Regions from separate parts of the Homo sapiens genome. Here region 1 is linked to region 2. A link is an interaction called in ENCODE POLR2A ChIA-PET data of the cell type or tissue named here. Cell type or tissue: OCI-LY7. All regions are shown on one strand. Links, peaks and the distances in the headings refer to the core of each region. The heading gives the core; the rest is flanking DNA.

The links. Peaks named below come from ENCODE experiments on the same cell type or tissue, not always from the same donor. Only the 100,000 strongest peaks of a DNase experiment are listed, where the experiment ranks them.
Region 1: POLR2A ChIA-PET joins it to region 2 with 5 read pairs; 2 of 35 experiments call an interaction of 5 or more read pairs at or near these places.

Annotation. Positions count from the first base shown.
Region 1 is chr1:23,414,069-23,420,312 of GRCh38, forward strand. TCEA3 (transcription elongation factor A3) reads right to left here. Exons shown (of 11, transcript NM_003196.3): 2 at 5,009-5,071; 3 at 3,836-3,941; 4 at 3,181-3,322. Among named protein-coding and RNA genes, the nearest start is that of TCEA3, 7.6 kb to the right of the region's middle. RefSeq lists an enhancer at 5,074-5,632. In OCI-LY7, for the core only: no CTCF peak of the experiment used is centred there; no DNase peak of the experiment used is centred there.
Region 2 is chr1:23,669,713-23,675,956 of GRCh38, forward strand. It overlaps the pseudogene EEF1A1P48. Among named protein-coding and RNA genes, the nearest start is that of RPL11, 19 kb to the right of the region's middle. In OCI-LY7, for the core only: no CTCF peak of the experiment used is centred there; a DNase peak (open chromatin) is centred at 3,561.

The DNA of each region.
Region 1 (6,244 bases), core at 451-5,450, 260 kb before region 2:
TGATATTTTATTTTACTTTATTTTATTTTATTTTTTGAGACAGAGTCTCATTCTGTAGCACAGGCTGGCGTGCAGTGGCACGCTCTCAGCTCACTGAAACCTCCGCCTCCTGGGTCCCGGTTCAAACAATTCTCCTCCTCAGCCTCCCAAGTAGCTGGAATTACAGGCATGTACCACCATGCCCAGCTAATTTTTGTATATTTGGTAGAGATGGGGTTTCACCATGTTGGCCAGGCTGGTCTCGAACTCCTGACCTCATGATCTGCCCGCCTCAGCCTCCCAAAGTGCTAGGATTATAGGCATGAGCCACCGTGCCTGGCCCTTATCTTTTGTTTTGTTTTGTTTTGTTTTTAAGACGGAGTCTAGTTCTGTCGCCCAGGCTGGAGTGCAGTGGCACGATCTTGGCTCACTGACACTTCTGCCTCCTGGGTTCAAGTGATTTCCTGCCTCAGTCTCCTGAGTAGCTGGGATTACGGGGCACCCGCCAACAGGCCCAGCTAATTTTTGTATTTTTAGTAGAGACAGGGTTTCACTGGGTTGGCCAGGCTTGTCTTGAACTCCTGACCTTGTGATCCACCTGCCTCAGCCTCCCAAAGTGCTGAAATTACAAGCATGAGACACTGCACCCGGCCTATTTTCTTATTTATTTGTATTTTTAAAACTTTCTACAATGAGCAAGTAATTATCTGTATTATAAAAAATACAAAATCGCTAAACTAAGACAACTAAAATATAATTAAAGACTATTACAAATAAAACATTTTATTTTTAAGAAGAAAGAACGGAGAAAATGATGTCTGTGTTTCAGGCCATAATACTGAGTCTCAGAGAAGAAGGCCATAAGTGACAAGTTCAGCCCAGAACCTGGCTTTCTGCTTTTTCATTGTTACCTCTCCTACACCTGTTGTTCTCATACAGGCCTTTAAAAGAAATCCCTTTACTGTTCTTTTTTTTTTTTTTTTTTTTTTTTTTTTAAACAGAGTCTCACTCTGTTGTCCACGCTTGAGTGCAGTGGCGGGATCTCAGCTCACTGCAACCTCTGCTCCCGGGTTCAAGTGATTCTCCCGCCTCAGCCTCCTGAGTGGCTGGGACTACAGGCGTGCACCACTACCCCTGGTTAATTTTTGTATTTTTAGTAGAGACGGGGTTTCACCATCTTGGCCAGGCTGGTCTCGAACTCCTGACCTCAGGTGATCCACCCACCTCGGCCTCCCAAAGCGCTGGGATTACAGGCATGGGCCACTGCGCCCAGCCTCTTTACTGTTCATTCAGTGGGGCTTGGGGATGGAGCAAACAAAAACAAAAACTGCATGTGTTCAGGCTGCCACTTTTACCTGGATGCCTACACTCCCCATGTGACAGATTAGTCCCAAATCCCATTTGGTCCCTCCCCAGTAGTTCAGCCTCTAGTCCTTCAACTTCATCTCATAAGAGCTCTCCTGCTCCTGGTCCTTCATTTGCCAAGGTTCTCATAACCACACAGGTGCTCCAGACATGGCCAGACCAGCCAGGGCATGAACAGGAGGTAATCCACAGGGCAGGGGACCATGCTGCTACAAATGGGCTAGCAGTATTCAGTAAATGTTCACTCCGTGCTAGGCACTGTGGAGATGGTCAGGGATTCCCCGAGCCAAACTTCTAACCCCTTTGGGAAAAGAAAACACACTCGTGTGAAAAGTTAGATGCCAATTAGGGTTTTTCCAAGTAGGATACACTTGCAAAATGAGCAATGGAAAGGAACAGAACATAGAAAATGTGACAAAACCATTTCACAGGCATTACCTTTTAAAAAGCAGGCTATTAAAATTGGGGATGACTATAGAAAACAAGTCAGAGAACAGAAAGAAAAGCCATACACTAACTCATCAAGAGTGATTGTCTTTGGGTGGTGGGAATGTGGGTGATTTTTTTTTCTACTTTTCTACATTTTCCTTTTTTTTTTTTTTTTTTTTTGTGAGACGGAGTTTCGCTCTTATTGCCCAGGCTGGAGTGCAATGGTGCAATCTTGGCTCACTGCAACCTCCGACTTCCAGGTTCAAGTGATTCTCCTGCCTCAGCCTCCCGAGTAGCTGGGATTACAGGCATGTGCCACCACACCCAGCTAATTTTGTATTTTTAGTAGAGATGGGATTTCTCCATGTTGGTCAGGCTGGTCTCGAACTCCCAACCTCAAGTGATCCGCCCACCTCGGCCTCCCAAAGTGCTGGGATTACAGGGGTGAGATACCGTACCCGGCCTTCCATTATTTTCTACAACAGATTTTTATCACTCTTATTTGTTTAGTTTTTAAAAGCACTATTATTATTTTTTGTTTCAAAAGCAGTACAGGATCATTGTGAAAAAACCCAACAATTCAGATTTAAAATTTTTATTGTATAATACAGAAAGTAGAGATCCTTTTAATTTATAATATATGTCTTGGTTTTTGTTTGTTTGTTTTTGAGACAGGTTCTTGCTCTGTTGCTCAGGCTGGAGTGCAGTGGCGCAATCTCAGCTCACTGCAACCTCCATCTCCCGGGCACAAGCGATTCTCCCACCTCAGCCTCCAGAGTAGTTAGGATTACAGGTGTGCGCTACCATGCCTGGCTAATTTTTGTATTTTTTGTAGAGGCGGAGTTTTGCCATGTTGCCCAGGCTTGTCTCAAACTCGTGGGCTCAAGTGATCCTCCCGCCTCAGCCTCCCAAAGTGCTGGGATTACATGTGTGAGCCACTGCGCCAGGTGCAATGAATCTTATAAGTGGCTATTGCCTTTGCTAGCATCTTGGAATCTTTGTCTTTGGGACTGTTACAAGATTCGGGATGTGAGGCTTATACCCGCTGTGGTCTTGTTTCCCCGCACCTAGGCTGTTGCCTGGGTGGGCCAGAGAAGAGCTCTAGACTGCCGTGCGGTCTCCTATGGGAACTCTCTGTAGAGAAATGCTGGAGGCCCTCCCGCAGACGCACTCTTTCCTGTCCCTGCATCCTTCTAGGCAAAGCCAGTGCCATTTATGTCCTATTTGGGTCTTGTGAGTCTAACATCTGGTTGAGCCAAAGAAGACCCCCAGAGGGGGCACTGCAGGAGATAATACCAATATCTTCCTCCCCAGGATGAAAGGTTTAAATGAGATAATATACACTGAGTTGCTGTCAGAGGACGTGACAAGTGTCAGCTCCCTTCTCTCCATCCCAAAAAAGAATACCTGGTTTTGGGGTCTTCTCGTTTTTTCCTTGGTGGAGAAAGGCCTGCTTCTGGCTTCCAGTCTGAACACTCAAGCCCTTTTTCCTTCTTCTTTGCCTTTTCTCTTTCCTCTCCTTTTTCTCCTTTTGGGGGTCCAGGGGAGTCTGAAAACAAAAGGGTGGCATTGTCCCTCAGCTAAGCTCTGTCTCAGCAGAACCCAGCATGACTTAGTGGGGAGAGAGCAAAGGGCAGGGACGAGGACAGCTGCACACACACTCCCAACACACACACAAACACATTTACACACAAATGCACAAACAACAGGAACGTGTGTACAAATACACAGTCTCACATGGGGACATTAATACATTGGCAAACACATCTCTGCACATATTAAGACAAATGTGTGCATGTAGACATGTACTATATAGACAAATGCATGAGAGCACAAACACGTAAGTGGCACATGTACACAAAACTCACAAGTCTACAAATCTTGCACTTGTGTACACAAACATTGGCAGTCCCCCACTAGCTACCTCCCGGATCCAGAGGCCATCTGTCACTGATTAAGTCACTCAACAGACATACACTGAGTGCTGGCTATGAGCCAGGCCCAGTCCTGTCCCAAGTGCTAGGAGAAAAACAGGGCTCAAGACAACCTTGTCCTCTCTCACCTAGCAGCCGCTTCCAGTTTTTGATAAGGACTTTGGCCAAGGACACCACCTCCTTGTCTGAGCAGTGCTTGCGGACCCCATTAACAGCAACTCCAATCCTGGTTGTCTGCAAAGTGAGAGGGTTAAGGCATAATCTGGGAATGGATACACAGGAATGGCTGCCATCATTGGCAGATCCTGCCCCAGCTCTACCACCACCTCCCCTTCCAACCTGGACCCCCAGAGTCCTAGCCCTGACTCCTGGCTGAGGTCAGAACCCCACTACTGTAACTAAGGCCCTGCTCTGCACGAGGCCGAGGGCCCAGGGCTAAGCCTGACATGGAGGATATCTGTAGCTTTGGTGAAACCTGAACCTAGGGTTGGGGGTGGCACTTGGCTGACTGTCAGGACCCCTCCCATTCCCAACCCTCTAGTGTCTATTTTTTTGAGATGGAGTCTCGCTATGTTGCCCAGGCTGGAGTGCAGTGGTGCAATCTCAGCTCACTGCAACCTCCACCTCCCAGGTTCAAGCGATTCTCGTGCCTCAGCCTCCTGAGTAGCTGGGATTATAGGTGTGCATCATCGTGCCCAGCTAATTTTTGTATCTTTAGTAGAAACGGGGTTTCACCATGTTGGCCAGGCTGGTCTCGAACTCCTGACCTCAGGTGATCTGCCTGCCTCGGCCTCCCAAAGTGATGGGATTACAGGTATGAGCCACCGTGGCCAGCTCACTCTAGTGTCTTTGAGCTCCAGTTTCAACTGAGACAGCAGCTCCGGCTATGAGACCTTGCATCTGTCTGTGCTGATTTTTCAGGGCCAGGAGCTTTTGGTAAATCTGGGGACTTTAAGGGCTACACAGGGATTTTAAATGGGGGCTTTTCCCTCTCCCTGGATCATTGGCCTCTTGGATCCCACAGGCCCAGGGCCTTGGGAATTGGGGTATTCAAGAAAAGCGAACCAGTCTTGCTCCAAGGCCCAGAGGTCCCCTACACCTAGAAGATACCCTCTCCGCCCCCGAGATGCCCCTGTGTCCCCCTCAGTCCCTCCCTGGGAGGTCTCCACCTCAAGATCCCCTCCCCACAGGCCCCCCTCAGAAATTCCTCCCAGACTCCACCTTCCCCCACCAGGGGTCTTTCCCTCCCCCACCAGCTCTCCCCCCAGGCACTGTCCCAAGGCTTCCCACCCCCGCCCCACCTGTAGTAGCTGGATGGACATCTGGCAGCTGTGCAGCTTCTTCAGAAGGTCCAGGGCCCCTTCCTGTGGGAGGCCACAAGGTGAGGACTGGGGCCTGGGTCCTGACCAGGCTTCTCTGACTATTGTGTGGTCTTGGTACAGAGAGCAGGAGGATACAGACAGACATGTGGCCGAAGGACAGGCAAGGGGCAGAAGGAAGGAGAGAGACGAGAAACAATCTGTCCTAGGTGGTGCTCTAACTTCATCCCCCGCCACCTGCTGGGTTCAAACCCTCTGAGCCAGGCTCCTGACCTCCAGCCTTTGGTTCTGCTGTGCCTCTCCCCAGGAATGCCCTCCCCCTTCCCCATCTTTCCTCCCAAATGAATTCCTTCCTGGCTTATTGTTGCTCGTGTGCCTGTAGCGTCCTTCCCTTACCTCCCCACTGTGAACTTCGCAGGGTGAGGACTGGGAGCCTTTTAAAAAACAAAACAGAACAGTTTGGCCAGCATGGTGGCTCACACCTATAATTCCGGCACTTTGGGAGGCTGAGGTGGGCGGGTCACTTGAGGCCAGGAGTTCAAGACCAGCCTGGCCAACATGGTGAAGCCCCATCTCTATTAAAATACAAAAATTAGCCAGGCGTGGTGGCGCATGCCTGTAATCCCAGTTACTCAGGAGGCTGAGGCAGGAAAATCGCTTGAGCCCAGGAGATGGAGGTTACAGTGAGCCAAGATCACACCACTGCACTCCAGCCTGGGTGACAGAGCGAGACTCCAACTCGAACAAAACAAAACAAACAAAAAACAGCTTTTTTGAGGTATAATTCACATACAATAACTGCACACTTTGCAGTGTAAAATTTGATAAGTTTCAACATACGTGTACACCCATGGAACCCTCACCACAATCAAGATAAAAGCACAGCCACCAGCCCCAAAAGCTTCTTCCTGTCCCCTTTCTAATCCATCCCTCCCCATCCCCAATCCTAAACAACCACAATTCTGCCTTCTGTTACTATAGTTGACCTTGTATCTTTAAGGATTTTATGTAAAGAGTATGTAGGGCAAAAACCCTTTTTTATCTGGCTTATTTCGGCATAATGATTTTGGAGACTCATCCATGTTGTCTCGTGGATCAGTAGTTCCTTTTTATTACTGAGTGGTTTCCACTGTATGTATGTACCACAGTTTGCCTGGCATTTTTTGAGACAAGATCTCACTCTGTTGCCCAGGCTGGAGCGCAGTGGCACAATCACAG
Region 2 (6,244 bases), core at 648-5,647:
CCAGCTACTCGGGGCTCTGAGGAAGGGGGATCACTTAAGCCCAGCAAGTCGAAGAGGTCGAGGTTGCAGTTAGCCATGTTTACGCCATTGCACTCTAGCCTTGATGACAAAGTAAGACCTTGTCTCTAAAAATTTAAATTTAAATTTAAAAATTCAAAGACTTCTCCATCACACTGCCCTGTTACTGTCCCTTCTGACTCTCACCTTATTTGGGAACTTTCTTCTTGGTTGATGGGGAGCTTTAGAAGTAGAGGTAGGCCAGGTGCAGGGGCTCATGCCTGTAATCCCAGCACTTTGGGAGGCCGAGGAGGGCGGATCATGAGGTCAGGAGCTCGAGACCAGCCTGACCAACATGGTGAAACCCTGTTTCTACTAAAAATACAAAAATTAGCCGGGCATGGTGGCATGTGCCTGTAATCCCAGCTACTCAGGGGGCTGAGCCAGGAGAATCGCTTGAACTCAGGAGGTGGAGGTTGCAGTGAGCCAAGATCACGCCACTGTACTCCAGCCTGGGTGACAGAGCAAGACTCCATTAAAAAAAAAAAGTGACCGTGGAGTTCTCCTTCTCACTCCTGGTCCAGATGGGCAAAGGCTCCTTCACATGCTCCGGGGTGCTGGACAAGCTAAAGGCAGGGTGGAAACACTGCTAATGAAGACATACCTGAGACTGGGTAATTTACAAAGGAAAGAGGTTTAATTGACTCACAGTTCAGCATGGCTGGGGAGGCCTTAGGAAACTTACAATCATGGCAGAAGGGGAAGCAAACATGTCCTTCTTCATGTGACGTCAGGAAGAAGAATGAGAGCCAAGTGAAGGGGGAAGCTCCTTAAAAAAACCATCAGATCTTGTGAGAACTTACTATCATGATAATAGTATGAGGGAACTGCCCCCATGATTCAGTTACCTCCCACCATGTCCCTTCCACCACAGGTGGGGATTATGGGAATTACAGTTCAAGATGAGATTTGGGTGGGGACACAGCCAAACCATATGAGTGGCATCCCATCAACATCTTTCTGTAGAAGTTCGGGACAAAGCAATACTATGTCACCATCATTGATGCCATGGGTCACTGTGACTTCATCAAGAACATGATCACAGTCACCTTACAGCTACCACCAGGGTTGCCTCGGCCCTGCTGTGGGGATGGGCAGGGGGTGTCCCAGGCCAGGTCTGAGCTGGGCCTTCCTCTCTCAGGCCAGGAAGACTGTGCTGTGCTGATTGTGGCAAGTGGTGTAGGAGAGTGTGAGGCTGGCATCTCCAAGAACAAGCAGATCTGTGAGCACACACTGCTGGCCTATACACTGGGCATGAAGCAGCTCATTGTGACAGTCAACAAGATGGACATCACAGAGCCACCTTACAGTAGTACATGCTTTGAGGAGATCAGCAAGGAGGTGAAGGCTTACATCAAGAAGATTAGTTACAACTCCCAGACTCTGCCCTTTGTGCCCATCTCAGGCTGGCATGGGGACAACATGCTGGAACCTGGCAGCAAGGTGAGGGCCGGCTGGGCAGGGCCAATTAAATGAGACTTGCCCACTTAAATCTTTGAGCTTCTCCTGGAATAAATATCCAGTATTCACAGTGTGCTCATGGACTGATCACTGGGAACGATCTGCATCCCCTTTTGGGGGCTGCTTTGACCTCCATGTTACAGATGAGTGACATGAGTACACCCAAGACTATATAATCAGTAAGCATAAAACTGTGCGGACTGATGTTGTGGCCACTAGGTACGTGTGGCTATTTAAATTACTAACATGAAATCAAATGAAATAATTCCTTAGCTACATTTCAAGTGCCCAGCAACCACATATGGCTATCATATTGAACAGTGAGTGCAGTAAGAATATTTACATCGTTGCAGAAAGTTGGGCAGTGCTGGCTGGATCTAGAATTCTAGCCAATGCTTACAGTATCTAAGTTATCTGACCTTAGGCAATGTGGGCGCAATATAAATGTGTCTAAGACACAGTCCCTCTGCTCAGGGATCCCACATTCAAATAGCTTTTGACATTCCTAGACAAGAATCTCCCTACCAAAAGAGTTGAGTTCTAACATCAGACCTGAATTCAAGCCCCAACTCTATCCTTTGCCCACAGTAAAGGAGCAGGTGAGGTATTAATATTAATGCTCTGGGCCTTTGGACTCACTTTACGGGGTTGTAAGAATTAAACAAAAGACTTTACGTGGACATCCGCTCACACAGACAGTTGGTGCTCGCAGGCTAATTGTTATTACTTAGTACATTTGCCTAAAGCCTACCTTTTCTATAATTAACTTGAGAATTCTTAGTCTTTTCCTCCACGTGTACATAGCTATCTTTTTCTGATTATAAAATTAATGTCTAACATCTTTACAATAAGCATTTCCTGCAGATATGAAGCATAAACTGCCACCCCGTGACTTATAGATAACCTAGTTATAGATAACCTAGTTTTCATGCAATTCTTTCTAGGTATTCACAGCTGGACTCAAACTATACATAATGCTCTATACACATTTTTAAAACTTTCTTTGCCATTTAAACTGTTGGAGAGTTAATGGGTGTTTTATATCACATCTCACTACGTAGGTAGGTTGGCTATATCCATGATTCACTGTAAATGGTGATTAATGATTTAAGACTGAGTGCTTTACATGTATACAACCCCATGATGAAGGCATTTTATTCCCAGGTAAAGTAAGAAAACTGGGACACAGTGCAGTTAGGTGATAGCCTGAGGTCACCACCTTCTATTGTTTCTAAATTTATTAAAAACTGCCATAATTGGGCTGGGCATGGTGGCTCATGCCTGTAATCCTAGCACTTTGGGAGGCCAAGGTGGGAGGATTGCTTGAGCCCAGAAGTCCAAGATATCAGTTGGCCAACATAGTGAGAGCTTGTCTCTACAAAAAAAAAAGAAAGAAAGAAAGAAAGAAAGAAAGAAAGAAAGAAAGAAAGAAAGAAAGAAAGAAAGAAAGAAAGAAAGAAAGAAAGAAAGAAAAGGAAAGAAAACTTAGCCAGGCGTGATGGTGCATGCTACTGAGGAGGCTGGGATGGGAGGATTGCTTGAGCCTGGAAGGTCAAGGCTCAGTGAGCCATGATCATGCCACTGCACTCCAGCCTGGATGACAGAGTGAGACCCCGTCTCGGAAAACAAAAAACTGCCATAATTAAGAATGTTAACTCTACTAAAAAAATTAAAACCTGTCATAAGCATCTTGGTAAATAAATCTTTCCATGTGTCTTTGGTAGTTTAATTATAATCAACTCCTAATGAAATAAATTCCTCATGAACCACTGGGCATGGTGGCTCAAATCTGTAATCCCAGCACTTTGGGAGGCTGAGGCTGGAGCATTACTGGTGGCCGGGAGTTCGAGACTAGCCTGGGCAATGTAGCAAGACCCTGCCTCTACAAGAGTTTCATTAAAAAAAAAAAATGAAACAAAGGGTAGGCATTATTTTTGGAATCTTCTGACACAGACTGCCCAATTGCCCTTGAGAAAAGACTAGACCTGCAGGGGCAGGGTGTCCCTTCAAATGGTGACTGAGCGCCAGTGTGCCGGGCACTGTCCTTGGTGCTGAGAGTGCCGCAGTGAATAAGAAGCAACTCTGCTGTTGGAGCTCAGTCTCCTGGGAGACTGGGAAGAGATAAGGCAGACGATGACAAGTGCTTCAGAAAATTCTACAAAAAGGTGAAGGGACACAGTATGGGAGAGTTACTGTACATCAGGTATTCAAGCAGGGGTGGGCTCTGAGATAACATTAGAGCAGAAACCTGAAGCTTCAGTGCCTGTTTCCCATAACCTGAGTATTATCACACATCTCAGCTAGTGAGACACATGAGTTTCATCCCCACGTCCTCCAAGCATTTATTACACACCTACTGTATTCTAGATGCCAAAAGAACAAAGCATGTTAGCCTGCAGCTAGTGAACTAGATATTCAACTTGTAGTTTGCTGACCTCATAGGCTTGTAGTAGCAGGACCATGGATTGGCATAGAACCAAGTGAGTCACCAAGTTCATCAAACCAACGGGTAAAGTTCATCACTACCTCACCCTCACTGCAGGCTCAGTGGGAAGAGGCTTGTATTTGAGTCTGGGGAGTTGGTCTCATTTTCAACTTCTGATCTGGTCATTTGCCAGTCACTGGGCCTTGGGCAACCCACTTCTGATCCTCAATTATCCTTTCTGAGAAAGAAAAATATTCCTTTTACAAACTTGAATTATTTATGTAAAAGTGCTTACTAAAAAATGCTTTCAAAGCCTCTTATCCACTACTCCTCCACCCCAAAAAGAGTTGAATATGAATAGAAACAGTAGCTTTCTTCCTTGGGATACCAATTTTTGAGTCCATGAGGCAAGATATGCTTTGTGTGGCTTCTATACTGTGTAGCTCTGGTTCTCTGCCATGGAAGGTTTCCCTTGTCTAGAGCCCCCTTCCCCCACCTGTCAAAGCCTCCCCTGATGCAATCACTGCATCCTCCCATGTCTGAGGGTCGACCAGCTACTGAGAGGCCTTCCTCTATTGTGCTAAGGTTGGAGTTGGCATTGTTTTCAATGCTGATGGGAGACTGAAGTTTTGAAGCCTATAGATTTACTCCAGGACCTGTGACGGGAAAGGAGAAGCATTTTATTGAGTTTCTGGCAGTGTGTTGGATCTAAGCCTATGTGTCTACCAACTCTGCTGCTGTGATAGTCCGGCTGCCCACTTAGCCTTTAATATCAGCCACCTTTGTTCCTTCTATGCCTCTTCTGTCCTGTGTTTCCAGTCTTTGAAGGCAAAGATTATGTCTCTGAGCTTTGCACTTGATCTTAGCCAAAATGCCAAGAAGCAATTGTCTGTAAGCTTTGGCCAGGGTTTTTAGATGAGTAAATATTATATCTTCTTAAAAGGTATGTGTATAATGCATTGCCATACTGAAAATCATCCCCCTGGAAGGTCTTACACTCAACAATGGTGGCTTTGCTTACAAGTCAGCATCCTTAGGAACAGTTTTGAGACCCTGAAGCACATTCTTCAGGGCACTGATATGGTTTGCCTCTGTGTCCCCACCCAAATCTCACCTTGAATTGTAATAATCCCTATGTGTCAAGGGTGGGACCAGGTGGAGATAATTAAATAATGGAGGCGGCTTCCCCCATTATGTTCTCATGATAGTGAGTTAGTTCTCACGAGATCTGATGGTTTTATAAGGGGCTTTTCCCTCTTTGCTTGGCACTTCTCCTTCATGCTGCCACGTGATGAAGGACGTGTTTGCTTCCCCTTCCACAATGATTGTAAGTTTCTTGAGGCCTCCCCAGCCATGCAGAACTGTGAGTCAATTAAACCTCTTTTCTTTATAAATTACCCAGTCTTGGGTATCTCTTTATTAACAGCATGAGAACGGACTAATACAGGCAACTTCACTGGGAAATGTCTGAGTCTTTAGAAACTTTAGTCTTAGTATTTATTTATTTATTTATTTATTTATTTATTTATTTATTTATTATTTTGAGATGGAGTCTTGCTCTGTCGCCCAGGCTGAAGTGCAGTGGAGTGATCTTGGCTCACTGCAACCTCTGCCTCCCAGGTTCAAGTGATTCTCCTTCCTCAGCCTTCCCGAGTAGCTGGGACTACAGGCATGCACCACCGTGCCAGGCTGATTTTTGTATTTTTAGTGGAGACAAGGTTTTGCCATGTTGGCCAGGCTGGTCTTGAACTCCTGACCTCAGGTGATCCACCCACCTCAGCCTCCCAAAGTGCTGGGATTACAGGCATGAGCCACTGCACCAAACCGTCTTAGTTTTCAGAATGAGTGTTAGAGGCCAGGCGTGGTGGCTCATGCCTATAATCCCAGCACTTTGGGAGACTGAGGTGGGTGGATCACCTGAGGTCAGGAGTTCAAGGCCAGCCTGGCCAACATGGTGAAACCCCGTCTCTACTAAAAATACAAAACTTAGCCTGGCATGGTGGCGTGCATTTGTAGTCCCAGCTACTTGGGGAGGCTGAGGCAGGAGAATCGCTTGAACCCAGGAGGCGGAGGTTGAAGTGAGCCGAGATTGTGCCACTCCACTCCAGCCTGGGTGACAAAGTGAGACTGTGTCAAAAAAAAAAAAAGAAAAAAAGAAAAGAAAAGAAAAGAATGAGTGTTAGAGTATTTGAATCTTACTTTTATTTTTACTCCTGACACTTATTTAACTTGCTGTATGTTAACAAGTCCCTCCCTTCTCTGGACCTCAGTTTCTCCACCTGTGTAATGAACAGATAGAAT